Regions from separate parts of the Mus musculus genome. Here all the other regions are linked to region 2. A link is a contact called in ENCODE Hi-C or POLR2A ChIA-PET data. All regions are on one chromosome and are shown on one strand. The core of a region is the stretch at or near the end of the contact, and the rest is flanking DNA. Distances in the headings are between cores, read along the strand shown.

Region 1 (4,238 bases), core at 997-3,496, 35 kb after region 2:
CATTTCCGTGAACTGAAGAGGTTCTAATTACTGTCTGTAAACACCCACGTCAGAGTCATCCCGTTCATCAGACACAGTGGCATCTGGCTTTAGTTTCTACAGGAGAGCAAATTAAATGCTCACTAAAGGAGGCAGAGCTAAAGAAAGTGATCAGAAAAGTAATTTGCACTGTAGTGGGGCTTAATGCGCACTGTAGCCAGGGGAGGGCTCACGGCAGTTCCTTTTGCTTGCTCTGGTGTGTGTGTGTGTGTGTGTGTGTGTGTGTGTGTGTCTGTCTGTCTGTCTGTCTGTCTGTGTCTGTGTCTGTGTCCTGGTGTGGCTTGCTCCAGTGGGTACACTCTGGGCATGGTTGGTCTTTTTCAGTGGATGGGTTAGAACCCACCACTGCTTTCTGGAAGAATCAGTAGTTGTTAGCTGGGTGTGGAGGCTGGCACACACCTGTGATCTCTGTGAGGCCGAGGCAGGAGGATCATGAGTTTGAAACACACCTGGGCTACATGCTGAGACTGCCTTAAAGGAAAAAAAACCAGCAGTAATGAAGACTGGAGAACAGATAGTCTAGAACAAAGTCCCTTAGGAATGCAGAATGGACAATGGTTTATGAATGGTTCTGTTTGGAATATTAAATGAGGCAGAAATAGAAAGAATAGAATGAATGAGAGGGAAAGTCTGAGAAGGGGGAAAATGATTAAACTATAGTATATGAAAAGAATTATTTAAATTGTAAAAAGAAAAACTATAGTAAATGTAATAATATAATCAAGTAAACTATTCTTTTAAGAAAAATAAAAAGTCTACTCAGGTGTTAGCAGGCTTTAGTCTCTCTCCCTGTGTATCAGCTTAGCTTCTGCGGTTAATGAGATTCCATTGAAAAGACAGAAGGTGACCTTGTTTCTCTCTTGGCAGAGCTGGTTGAGAAGGGAGATACGTTCCCTGGTGTTGGGAGGGGGACAACAAAGGAAGAGTTAAAGGGGAGCCCGCATCACTTTGAGACCATGTGTTGTCCTAGGCAGAGGAAGTTGCTAGATAGAAGTCTGACTCTGACACTGAGGAGAGAGAGCATGAACATGAAACGACACTTGTCGCAGGGTCGATGGTTGGTAGACCCTGCCCAAGAAAAGCATAGAGAATGAACAGAGCCATCATCATTGAACTCACAGTTCATACGAAGAACCATGGAATAGTTTTCCAAACTGTAGTAGCTCTCAGACACCACCCAAAACCAAAAATCAAAACTTCTGTAACTTTTCTACGGCCTGAATCAACTCTCACAGCTGCTTAATACAGTCTTTAACAATAACTCTCTGTCTATTCGAGGTTAACAACAGAGGCCACATCCATGGTAGGTCCATCCTCTAGGCCAACTCATAGAGACTCCCAACTAGTTAGCTCTGGTTAGTCTCATCTGTCTGTAAGAAGGTATGTCCCCAGCACGCTCAAATCCTCAAGTTGTCCAGGTCAGTTGTCACTACTGGTTCAACTGCTTATAGCTTTCCATGGCTGGTAGACCCAGGAAGGCTCAGGATTTCCCGTAATAATGATGGGATAGCATCCACTCTCAAAAAAACTGACTAGCTGTTTCCCTTAAACTCCGTTCTGGACCCCAGTGATATACTTGAGGACCTCACTTTCATTGCACAGTCCTGTCTGGCCCCTCACCACCGCCTCTTCTTCTTCCATTCCTTACCCCAGGGTTAGGTTATCCAGTTACTGAACAAGATTAAACTGAGACTTAATTTATCCCTGACCTGGGAATTGAATCCAGGGCCTTGTGGATGCTAGGCAAGCACTCTGCCACGAATTACAGTGCTTTGCCTAAAACCATAACTTTTGAGTGTTTCTGTTTTCATTACGTACTGGGGAGGGAGAAGACAGAAGAGAAAACAGACATGTACAGGCTGATCTAGATAGCTAACAGACAAATGGCTTAGGGACTGACCACGTTCAGGAAGAGTTAATATTGTCAGGAATGCTTCAGAAGGCTGGGGATAGAGGAAAAGACCAGACACCACAGCTGTTAAAAAACAGTTTTGGTAAATATATGCACAATTTAAAAAGCATATTTGCAAAAATCTAGGTGTCTCCTGGTCCAGCCCTTCCTATTAATAAAAGGAGTTGCTAAGGCTCGCGGCTCAGAGTCTCTGCCCACGGAGCCTCAGTGAATTCCTCTCTGAGCCTCTAGACTTCCTTGGCTGGCTGGCGACTCCTTCCTCCTGGGACAGCTTTTGCCAGAGCTGAGCAGCCTGGCCCCCAGCTGCGCAGGCCCTCTCCGGTAAGAGGAAATGCTTTCAGCTTAGTCCATTAACACAAACATTCAAAAGCAAACACTCTAAAGCCACAGGTCGTGTTCGCATAAATAAAACGGATCGAGAAAAGCTTCACCCCAAGAAACCAAAGGGGTATTAAAAAAAAATAAAAAAATAAAAAACCTACCCTTGCTTTCCAAGGAGGCAGGCAACAAAGCCGCAGCAATTCCATTGGTTTGTGTGCTCAGTGGAGCTGGGTGGCTGAAGCCACAGGCCTTTGAAGAGGAAATGCCATCCAAGGTACAGGCAGCCAGCCAGCCCCTGAGTCCTGAAAGTAACAGGACAGGGAAGGGGAAGGGGGCATCGTTAGGAAGTGGAATGTGGAAGGGACAAGACAGATAAATGAGACTCATCTAGGGACCTCACCCCATGACCAAAGGACAGGGTAACTCACTGTGCCCCTGAGACCGAGCTGGGGCCTGGCAAATTCTAGGTGGCGGGCACAGCCCAGTGACTAAGGCTTCGAGGAGGGGTGTACGACCTCGCTGAGGGGTGGAGAGGGGTGGTGGTGTCTGGCCTGAGCGATGCCTTTGCTTTGAAAGCTTTGGAGGAAATTAACTTTACAAGGTGCCTCCCTGTCTCCCAGAGTTATTAAAAGAAAGGAGGGAACAGAGAAATGGAAAACTGGTAATACTTCAGGAAGGGCTCTGTGATCTGAGCGAGGAAGTGGGAGGCAGATGAAATGACGAGTGGGGACAGACAGACAGACAGACAGTCCTTTGATTATCTAGTGATGAATGACTAATTAGTCAAAAGTCCTGCAAGCGAATAAATTGTCAGAACTCCGTTCTCAACATGGCAGTACCAATGCTGACAGAAGCATTGAGTGGGAGAGCTGTGCCAACCCTGGGGTCACCAGAAGTATTAACCCCAGAAGTCATCTTTATGGTTTGGGCTGCGATGAATATCTAGGTACTGGCTGCTCTTCCATCGATGGGGAAAAAAGTGATACACCTCAAAAACCTTAACAACAAAGCAACCATGGGGCTGCTAACAGAAGATATTTTACAGGGTGTGAAGCTGGTTTTGCTGCCTTTCACCGGATTTAACTTTTTAAAGCCCTCTTGCCTAACAATAAGTCTCGGATCGGGTGGGACCATACCAAGACTGACAAGCCCCGTCAGTTTGGAAGCACAATGGGGAGACTTAAGTCTGCCCAGGCATATGCAGCCAGCAACTTCATGCTTAATAAAAAGCATCCCGGGTGCGTGGGGCAGTGATGGGGATGTAAGGTAAATGAGCTAATACTAATCAATACCAATACCAATACCAATAGTAAAGTATTCCGTTGGGATGCAAGTCAGTGGTCAGAAAGAGAACACTGGAAAAGTTCTTCCACTTCCTGTCTCATCAGTCTCTTCCTTCCTGCCCAGCAGTTTTGCAGGGCTATGTGTGGGAGGGGAGCGGCATGCTGCTTCCTCCCTAGGTGACACTGAAGAGTGGCCTTTAATACAAGAGGCATCTGTGTACTTTCCAGATTGCTGTTGAGCTAACAGTAGTGAAAGAGAAATGGGCAGCTGGTTTCCACTCTCCCTTCATCACCGCTGTTCACTCTCACCTGGGAAGCCCCAGGGCTGTGGAAATTCATCAAATTAAAGCATTCTCAGTTAAGGGCTTCAGGGTAGCAGCCGTCCAAACCCAAACACACAAGTTATGATGGTCAGATCTACCCCATGTGGGCTGATTTTATTTTCAGTTTTATAATGACTACGTATTAACAGACTGTGGGCCACGTTATCACCCAGGGTATGTAAGTACTGATGTGCTGAAATCTTTATTATGCAGAACTCATGAAAATAGAATCATATTATTTGACTGGTTAGTGGAGGCTTATGGATGCTTTTGAGAGAATATCATCTAAGTGCTTTAAATGCTTAATACTGAACTCAATCCGATTTAACTTCCAAATCAGCTCCTTTAGAACAAAGACAG
Region 2 (4,502 bases), core at 349-2,848:
CACCCCCAGAAAGCCTTGGAGAACCTACCGCCTCTAGCAAATTCCTCCAGGACTTACGAAAGGGCGCTTTTGAATGAATGAACTTAACTCTTTCCAGTAACAGCTGTCTTCACTGGAGTGTGCGCAACAGCCTCTCCTTCTCACTGGAGTCATTCATAGAACAGGCAACGCAGGAGGCTCTCTTAAGCAAGATCGCGAAGCTGCAAAGGCAGAGAGGCCCTAAATATTAAAAATGAAGAAAAGCTATCCCAGTTTATGAATGGCATTAATAACCCCAAATAGGGTCTTGTGTGGGAGGGGTGTCTTCAGTTGTATGTTTAATAAGATCTTAAAACCCAACTTCCTCTATTACAGTGTTGCCTTCTAAATCCCTCATGTCTCGGAACTTGGAGGGAGCCACTGCACTACCCTTGAAAAAGAAGGCTTCTAAGTGATCCAAAACAAAGGAGTTAAACACATGGACGGGCCCAGACACACACACACACACACACACACACACACACACACTCACACACACGGGGGGGGGGCAAACAAATACACACAGCGAGACACATAGGGGGCGGTGGGGGAGGGTGTCTGCAAACACCCCGAGTCTTTTTTCCAGCTATCCACAGGGCACAATGGTCCTGTTAGAATCTGTTTTGTCCCGGTAGCTTTTGCACCTGGTGATTTCAGGACAAGTCACTCCACGGTGGTCTCCTCCGCTTCTGCTTTGGCTGCTCAGTTTCCACCGCCGCCAGTCCAGGGAGAGAGGCCAGGAGGGTTGACCCGGCCTCCGGCATCCGTGAGGAAGTGGACGTCAGGCTCCGGGAGAACTCTGCACTCGTTTCCTCTTGGATTTCCAATGCAGGCAGTGGGCTGGAACTAAAACTGGGAACCTCCAAAAACAAACAAGTACAACATACCAAAAAAAAGGGGGAGGGATGAGGGAAGACCTCTGGCTGGAAATATGCCAGCGAAGAGGGAAGCTTCCCTCCCCCCCCCCATTCATAAATGCCACTCCGGGTATTAATTTGCAATACACTTCTCTTGGCTAATAAACATCATGCCAAAGCTTTGGGACTTGATCCGAGCATGCCTCTTTGAAGTCCACAAATAGATCCCTGGCTTAGAAACCAACTCCCCCTCCCCTTTGGACTCTCAGTAGATAACTTTACTCTCACCTTGGTTGTAAACAAGCAAACAGCTCGCTGCCTTTCCCGGTAGGCATCACCAAACAAAACCACTTTTGTTCCTCTGTCTCCCGCCCTCCCATGTCTAGGCAAAGATCTGAAGGGTTCACACCAACACATACACCACGCCCCCCCCCCCCATATACCCTCTTCAATCAAAATCATCACCCTCGCGCCCCAAGCATCCCGCCCTCCCCAAAGGAAGTTGTTATTTAAAGTGGAAAAAAACGAACTTTTTTTTCTCTCTGATGGATCTGAGAAGAGGGGGGAAAAGGTGCAACGGAGCCAGGGGAGGTGCTTGGCAGCAGCCCGCGCCAACCAACATTCCTGAGATGTTTGAGAATTCTAGAACGCGCCGACAGAGCTACGTCACTGCAACACGCGGCGCCTAGGCAGGCATTATAAAGGGCGGGCTCCCGGCGCTGGGGCAGACCGTGAGCGAGAGCGCCCCAGAGAAGCGCCTGCAATCTCTGCGCCTCCTCCGCCAGCACCTCGAGAGAAGGACACCCGCCGCCTCGGCCCTCGCCTCACCGCACTCCGGGCGCATTTGATCCCGCTGCTCGCCGGCTTGTTGGTTCTGTGTCGCCGCGCTCGCCCCGGTTCCTCCTGCGCGCCACAATGAGCTCCAGCACCTTCAGGACGCTCGCTGTCGCCGTCACCCTTCTCCACTTGACCAGACTGGTGAGTTGGATTTTTTTTTTTAACCACTGCTTCCCGGTCTGCCCTCATCGATTCCTTTCCCCGGGCCATGATCTTTCACCGCAGGGAAAGTTAGACTGAAAAGTTCGGAGGTAGCTGTTGCTTTATGCCCAGGGGGCCTCTTCCTGGGACGCAGCCGCTGGGGTGGTCAGGCTGCCGGGACGCGATCGAGACACTTCTGGTGGACGGAGCCCCACAGCCAGACCTAGGCTCAGGGCAGTTTACGTGCCTCCCCGAGCAATGCAAAGCAATCTCACGCGCTTCTCCCTCTTGCAGGCGCTCTCCACCTGCCCCGCCGCCTGCCACTGCCCTCTGGAGGCACCCAAGTGCGCCCCGGGAGTCGGGTTGGTCCGGGACGGCTGCGGCTGCTGTAAGGTCTGCGCTAAACAACTCAACGAGGACTGCAGCAAAACTCAGCCCTGCGACCACACCAAGGGGTTGGAATGCAATTTCGGCGCCAGCTCCACCGCTCTGAAAGGGATCTGCAGAGGTAAGAGGCTTGTGGTTTGGCCCCTTTAAAAAAAATAATAGTCCCCATAGTCCAGAAGTTTAGTAATTTTGAGACCATGTATGGTGGACGCTTTGTTGATGGTAGCTTGGCAGAAAGGCACATGATTTCAGCAGTCTGGAATGCAATTCAGAGTGTCTGGGCCCAACGAAAAGCGCATACGGAAAAGTGATTCCTGACTAACTTATTGTTCAGCTCTGGAGTCTCGGGGGAACTGTAGGGAACTTTACCATACATTGAATTGAACAGCGGAAAATATGTATGAGTTTCAGCCTGTGGCGGCGAATCTTAACCTTCTCCTCTCTCTCTTTTGGTCGTCTTTGCAGCTCAGTCAGAAGGCAGACCCTGTGAATATAACTCCAGAATCTACCAAAACGGGGAAAGCTTCCAGCCCAACTGTAAACACCAGTGCACATGTATTGATGGCGCCGTGGGCTGCATTCCTCTGTGTCCCCAAGAACTGTCTCTCCCCAATCTGGGCTGTCCCAACCCCCGGCTGGTGAAAGTCAGCGGGCAGTGCTGTGAAGAGTGGGTTTGTGATGAAGACAGCATTAAGGACTCCCTGGACGACCAGGATGACCTCCTCGGACTCGATGCCTCGGAGGTGGAGTTAACGAGAAACAATGAGTTAATCGCAATTGGAAAAGGCAGCTCACTGAAGAGGCTTCCTGGTAAGTGGATATAGAGTCCTTAAGACACTGTGCAGAAATGCTTTCTTGGTCTGCAACTTTGTAGAAACCAGTGTGTGTATGCAAGCATCTAAGAAGCCTTCCATTTCCTTTATCTTTCTAGTCTTTGGCACCGAACCGCGAGTTCTTTTCAACCCTCTGCACGCCCATGGCCAGAAATGCATCGTTCAGACCACGTCTTGGTCCCAGTGCTCCAAGAGCTGCGGAACTGGCATCTCCACACGAGTTACCAATGACAACCCAGAGTGCCGCCTGGTGAAAGAGACCCGGATCTGTGAAGTGCGTCCTTGTGGACAACCAGTGTACAGCAGCCTAAAAGTAAGTTTCTTTCAGGGCTTGACCGTGATGACCCCACAGGTGGGTGGGATATGAGCCTCTGTTCAAAAAAGAAAAAAAGAAAAGTCCATGATATATCTGAAAAGAAATTGTCTTTATGAAGCCCAACACTATGTACAGTGGTTAAAAGCATACCTCCAAACAAACAAACAAACAAAAACAAAAAAACAACAATCCTCATTCTTGGCTTTCTTTTGTTCTTTCTTCCAGAAGGGCAAGAAATGCAGCAAGACCAAGAAATCCCCAGAACCAGTCAGATTTACTTATGCAGGATGCTCCAGTGTCAAGAAATACCGGCCCAAATACTGCGGCTCCTGCGTAGATGGCCGGTGCTGCACACCTCTGCAGACCAGAACTGTGAAGATGCGGTTCCGATGCGAAGATGGAGAGATGTTTTCCAAGAATGTCATGATGATCCAGTCCTGCAAATGTAACTACAACTGCCCGCATCCCAACGAGGCATCGTTCCGACTGTACAGCCTATTCAATGACATCCACAAGTTCAGGGACTAAGTGCCTCCAGGGTTCCTAGTGTGGGCTGGACAGAGGAGAAGCGCAAGCATCATGGAGACGTGGGTGGGCGGAGGATGAATGGTGCCTTGCTCATTCTTGAGTAGCATTAGGGTATTTCAAAACTGCCAAGGGGCTGATGTGGACGGACAGCAGCGCAGCCGCAGTTGGAGAATGCCAAGGGGCTGATGTGGACGGACAGCAGCGCAGCCGCAGTTGGAGAAGACTTCGCTTCATAGTACTGGAGCGGGCATTATTGCTCCATATTGGAGCATGTTTACGGATGACGTTCTGTTTTCTGTTTGTAAATTATTTGCTAAGTGTATTTTTTTGCTCCAGACCCCCCCCCCCCTTTCTTGGTTCTACAATTGTAATAGAGACAAAATAAGATTAGTTGGGCCAAGTGAAAGCCCTGCTTGTCCTTTGACAGAAGTAAATGAAAGCGCCTCTCATTCCTTCCCGAGCGGAGGGGGGACACTCTGTGAGTGTCCTTGGGGCAGCTACCTGCACTCTAAAACTGCAAACAGAAACCAGGTGTTTTAAGATTGAATGTTTTTTTATTTATCAAAGTGTAGCTTTTGGGGAGGG
Region 3 (4,593 bases), core at 132-2,631, 35 kb before region 2:
AACCAGAAGATACAACAATGTTCAAACTGAAGAGCTCTGAACCTTCTTAGCTCCGCCTTCTCCTCTTCCCCCTGAATCACACTTCACTAAGTTCTTGGTCACAACCATCCTTGTACATGTTTAGCATATTTAAAGAAAAATGGAATATAGAGGTGGGGTTGCTGAGGGTGAAACTCAGTGTCAAGGCAGGTCCTTAGCATAAGTAAGGCCCTGGGTTTAATGATCCAGCAAGGACCAAGGGAAGGAAGGAAGGTAGGAAGGAAGGAAGGAAGGAAGGAAGAAGGGAGAATGGAAGAGCGGCTTGAATATCAGATCGTTCTGAAGAAAATGACAGTTGTCACGGATGCAGGGCTGTGCTGATGTTAATTGTCAACTTGACTTCTAGGAAACAGGCCTTGGTTTATCTGTTAGAGACTGTCTAGGTTGAGGTTAGCTTTAGATAATGCCTGTGAGGGAATTCTTTGATTGTGTTGGTCGGTGTAGAGCTCCGAGAGGAGAAAATCAATATTGGCATTATTGATAAAGGAGGCTAGACATCATTATCTCAAAACAATCCTATCGTCCTCGGTAAACACTGAGGGAGCCTGGAGCAGAGAAACTTTTCCCCAGTTGGATGTTGCCTGGGCTTCTGCCAACGCTTCCTACGCGGAAAGAGGAGATTCAACTGATGAATACAGAAAGAAAATGTCTAAAAGCCAAAGACATTGTGACTTTTGTGGCAGTTGCATTATTTTTTGTTTTTATTTTTTTCATTTTTTGATATTTAAAATATGTTTACAACAAGGAGATCTGTTATTTACCTCTTGCCGATCTGTTCCTAGGCTTGAGAATGTGTTACACACTGATACAGCTAAAGCACTATACCTACCTAGTTTTTATGTCTCCTCCTTCTTCGTTTAAGCTAAACAACTTGTATGTCAGAGGAATAAAGACGTTTCTGAACAATTTATGGGCTTGAGAACTGGACTCAGTATCCAGATTTCCATACGAAGAAGAGTTGAGGTTAGCATCGCTGTGTACCAAGACTGGACAGATGTGTAATCATGGGCATGGCAGGGCTGGACAGGAACATAGCCTCGTTCCTGGGTTTTCTGCCCTCCTTCAGATGGTGTAGGGAATAAAGAAACCGGATCCATGAATTGCAATTAACGTCCTGTGTTAAATAAAACAGTCAAATAAATAGTTCTCAGAGCATGCTGTCCTGCTGGACAGGCATCTCTTGAGCCACTGGGGTGGCTGCCAGTGAGTGGCTAGTTGGAGCGCCAGCTAGGAGTTACTGTTCTCCTCAGGCACTCAGACACCAGGAGCCACGTTGGGTGTTGGCTTTCTCCAGCCAGCGAGCGAGCGCTATCTCGCTTAGTCAGACTGCCCTCTGTACTAGATGAAGCGGAGAGGGAATTCCTAGCCACCCACTCACTGGGAGCCACAAAACCCGACTCATCCTGGGGGCCTTGGGGGTGGAAGGACCACAGCTCCTCTTACTTACCTGAGCACAGTAGCCGACTATCAGGAGACTGCCTCTGGCCTTCACACATTGCCCCACTGTTTACACAGCTGATGGAAGTTTACCCTCATTGAGGAATTTGGCTCTAGAGGATTCCCCTTAAAATTCCCAAAGGGCCTATTCACCCTGTCACACCTACACAGATGCCTGTGGAGATAGCGACAGCGGGGTTCGTTTCTAACTTCCTCTGCACAGGACTGGAATTCTACACGTTTATTTAAAAGGAGGGGGGTTGGAACAGCACTAAGGGGGGACTACACACCCCAGCATTATAGGAGGTATTTTCGAGAAGGATTTTCAGCAAAGTCAACAACTCCCTTGTCCTACCACTCAGACATTCCTTGGCTTCATCCAACAGCCTAAACTCTGCCCTCCTTCCTCTCCTCACAGGCACCACGCTGAGCCAGATGAGTCTCCCAGCAGCTCCGAACCTTTCAAAAGCAGAGAAAGAAACACTCAAGGAGAAGCAAGAAACAGGGGCTGGAAATTCTTCACCTTTAATAATGTAGAGGCCGCTGGCCCGCTCTTTGCAGAAGAAAACACCTCGCCCGTGGTTTAACCATGATACAGCACAGGCATCAGACTGACTCGGAGTTTCTTGAAGTCTTTTATGCTTTTTCTTTCCAGAGAAGGATCAGTTTCTACTCTTTGCTAAGTTGCTAAGAAGTGTTGAAAATGGCAGCTCACTATTAATTTTCCCGTCTCTCCTTGCTGACTGGCAGCCGGGCTTGGCAGCAGGAAGGCCTGCTTTTGCTAGCAGTGAATGCCCCTTTCACTGGGCAGCGGCTCAGGGAACAGCCCTGCATTTGAGAAGGAGGCACACACAAGATGTAACTATATCCAGAATGGTCCCTTTCTTAATTTCCTTCCCTTACCCTAGGTCCCCCCTAGTCTAAATAATGAATGATATTATGTTGCTAAATAAATTTCACTCAAGTACATTCAATGCAAAGGATATTTTTTAAAGGAGGGGAGCAGATGCAATGTGTCCTCTTGTGTGTCTCCCACTTGCCTGTTTCTAAGGAGACAAGAGTATCGTCTCAAGTTCAAGGGCTTAGGTTTTGTTTTTGGTTTTCTTTTTAAAGAATTATTTATTTATTATATGTAAGTACACTGTAGCTGTCTTCAGACACTCCAGAGAAGGCATCAGATCTCATTATGGATGGTTGTGAGCCACCATGTGGTTGCTGGGATTTGAACTTAGGACCTTTAGAAGAACAGTCAGTGCTCTTAAACGCTGAGCCATCTCTCCAGCCCAGGCCTTAGGTTTTTGTGACAAATTAGTTTGACCAATTCTGCTAAATGAACAGTCATGCCACTTTGATCAAATCTCTTTTCTTTCAATGTCCTTATTTATATAGTTTATAAAATAAGAAAATTACTCCGGAGAGTTCTGCTTTCGAGAATAAAATATAACCATCTTGTCAGTTACAATCGTAGTCATGGGGAGCATGGGTTCCTCACAGAGGGGAGAGTTCAGCTTTCCTTTGCTTGTGTCTGTAACCCAAAAAATGCCCTTAGCAGATGTCGCAAATGTGATGTTGCATATCGAAGTCTCTAGAACTGTGAGCCAATACATTGGTGTTCGCTGCAAGCTGCCCAGGCTGGGGTTTTCTGTCACAGCTGAGTAAGGCATTGTGGCTGGCTCCTCCTTCTCAATACTGTTAGACTGGAGGCAAACCATGCGAAACAGAGAGTAGAGATAAAAGCCATATACAGAGAGTTCTAAACTGTTAGTGAACCAGAAACAAGTGAAAGTCAATATAGTCCTCTAAGGAAAAAAAAAAAAAAAACAGGAAAAGAATCTACGCATAGTACAGCGCATGATCATTTGTAGGAGGTGGGGAAATATTCTTTTTCAAATACTTGATAACAAGTGGGCTTTACTTGAGAAATAAATCCAGAAAACAAGAGTTAAACTAGAAGATGCATTTATACAACAGAGAATGTCTTCTTTTGGAGAGTCATAATTAAACACTTATGCATTAAAAGCTCTAAGAAAGCCTGCAGGGCACTGGATCACGCACAGTTACATAGGTTCTTGTGATGCCCAAAATTAACCTGCAAGCCCCACCTGCCCAGGAACCAGGTAACTTCCTGGATGCTGGGAGTTGTAGTTCTTGGAAAACAACAAAGCCTCATGGGAAAATACGGTGGCCTAGAGGTTTGCCCTTATAAGCCCCCACAACACGTGACTTGAGGCCATTCTCAGTTGGGAAATTCCAGAGAATGGTCCTGACCAAAGTTCATCCCTTGGTCAGTATTAATATTTCATAAAGATTGCTTTAGATTTGGCCCAAAATGATGGAGCTGATTTTTTTTCTGGTGAATCTCACGACTATCAGTTCTCATCAAGGAAACCTAACTCATTTTGTGTAGCTGAAAGCGCCCTAAAATACCAGGGCATTTAACCTCATCTACACACAAATGTTTTTGGAATTAGTTCCCTACAACACACTTAGGTTACGGCTCAGTTAAGCAGTATCTGTGGTGTGGAACTCTATGAAAAGTGACTTAGCATCTTCCAAAACCGTTCTGTGCTAACGGTGGCTGTACCGTTAAGAGTTATCAAACTTTGTCGCCACCAGAATCTTCTAGAAGACTTGTTAACTGAAGATTGCTGAGCCTCATGCCAAGGCTTCTTATCCAGCAAATTAGGAAGGAGAGCATCCACACAGTGGCAGTCCTGCTCACGCGCCCAAGGTACTATAATGGCTTAACTTCTGTTTCCACACCCAGACCCTAACCTTAGCTCACAACTGTCTGTAACTCCCGTCCCAGAGGACCTGGTGCGTCTTTCTGGCCCTTGTGGACACCAGTCACATATGTGGTACATTGACATTCATATAGGCAAAATAGAAAATAAGATAATATATATTTTTAAAATTATCATTTTCATATATGCATCACCTTAGAAATTTAGAACTGAAATCTAGAGAGGCACAGTGTCTTCTTATGGTTACAGTAAATCAAGATATTATACTCGGGAGGATGTGAAATGTGATATACTGTCAGACCTTTATTTAATAAGCCCAGAGAAGGACCCAAGCAAGTAACAGAAAGGTGGGATTTATTTGGTGGTTTTTCTT

What was found. A loop is a pair of places that touch in the nucleus more often than their neighbours do. ChIA-PET counts read pairs that join two places held with the same protein, here RNA polymerase II (POLR2A).
Region 1: a loop to region 2 is called in a map of heart, with 3 times the contacts of the local background. The contact joins the enhancer-like site here to the promoter of Ccn1 in region 2. A Hi-C loop is called at or near these places in 2 of 37 maps with a recorded cell type or tissue (T-helper 1 cell and heart). POLR2A ChIA-PET finds 5 or more read pairs at or near these places in 3 of 5 experiments (Patski and embryonic stem cell).
Region 3: a map of gastrocnemius shows a loop between it and region 2 (2.7-fold over the local background). The contact joins the enhancer-like site here to the promoter of Ccn1 in region 2. A Hi-C loop is called at or near these places in 1 of 37 maps with a recorded cell type or tissue (gastrocnemius). POLR2A ChIA-PET finds 5 or more read pairs at or near these places in 2 of 5 experiments (Patski and embryonic stem cell).

The regions. Positions count from the first base shown.
Region 1 is chr3:145,612,944-145,617,181 of GRCm38, reverse strand. No RefSeq gene overlaps it. Among named protein-coding and RNA genes, the nearest start is that of Gm40164, 18 kb to the left of the region's middle. Within about 2 kb of position 2,246, at least 1 of the 3 ENCODE cell types and tissues checked has a DNase peak (open chromatin) inside an H3K27ac peak, as active enhancers do; it is heart, where a contact is called at or near this core.
Region 2 is chr3:145,647,081-145,651,582 of GRCm38, reverse strand. It overlaps Ccn1 (cellular communication network factor 1), which reads left to right and starts at 1,598. Exons shown (of 5, transcript NM_010516.2): 1 at 1,598-1,853; 2 at 2,148-2,361; 3 at 2,706-3,050; 4 at 3,172-3,386; 5 at 3,615-4,502. The coding sequence starts at 1,791. The coding sequence ends at 3,917. Gm17501 (a long non-coding RNA gene) reads right to left here and starts at 1,506. Exons shown (of 3, transcript XR_003954574.1): 1 at 663-1,506; 2 at 1-200.
Region 3 is chr3:145,682,064-145,686,656 of GRCm38, reverse strand. No RefSeq gene overlaps it. Among named protein-coding and RNA genes, the nearest start is that of Gm17501, 34 kb to the right of the region's middle. Within about 2 kb of position 1,381, at least 1 of the 3 ENCODE cell types and tissues checked has a DNase peak (open chromatin) inside an H3K27ac peak, as active enhancers do.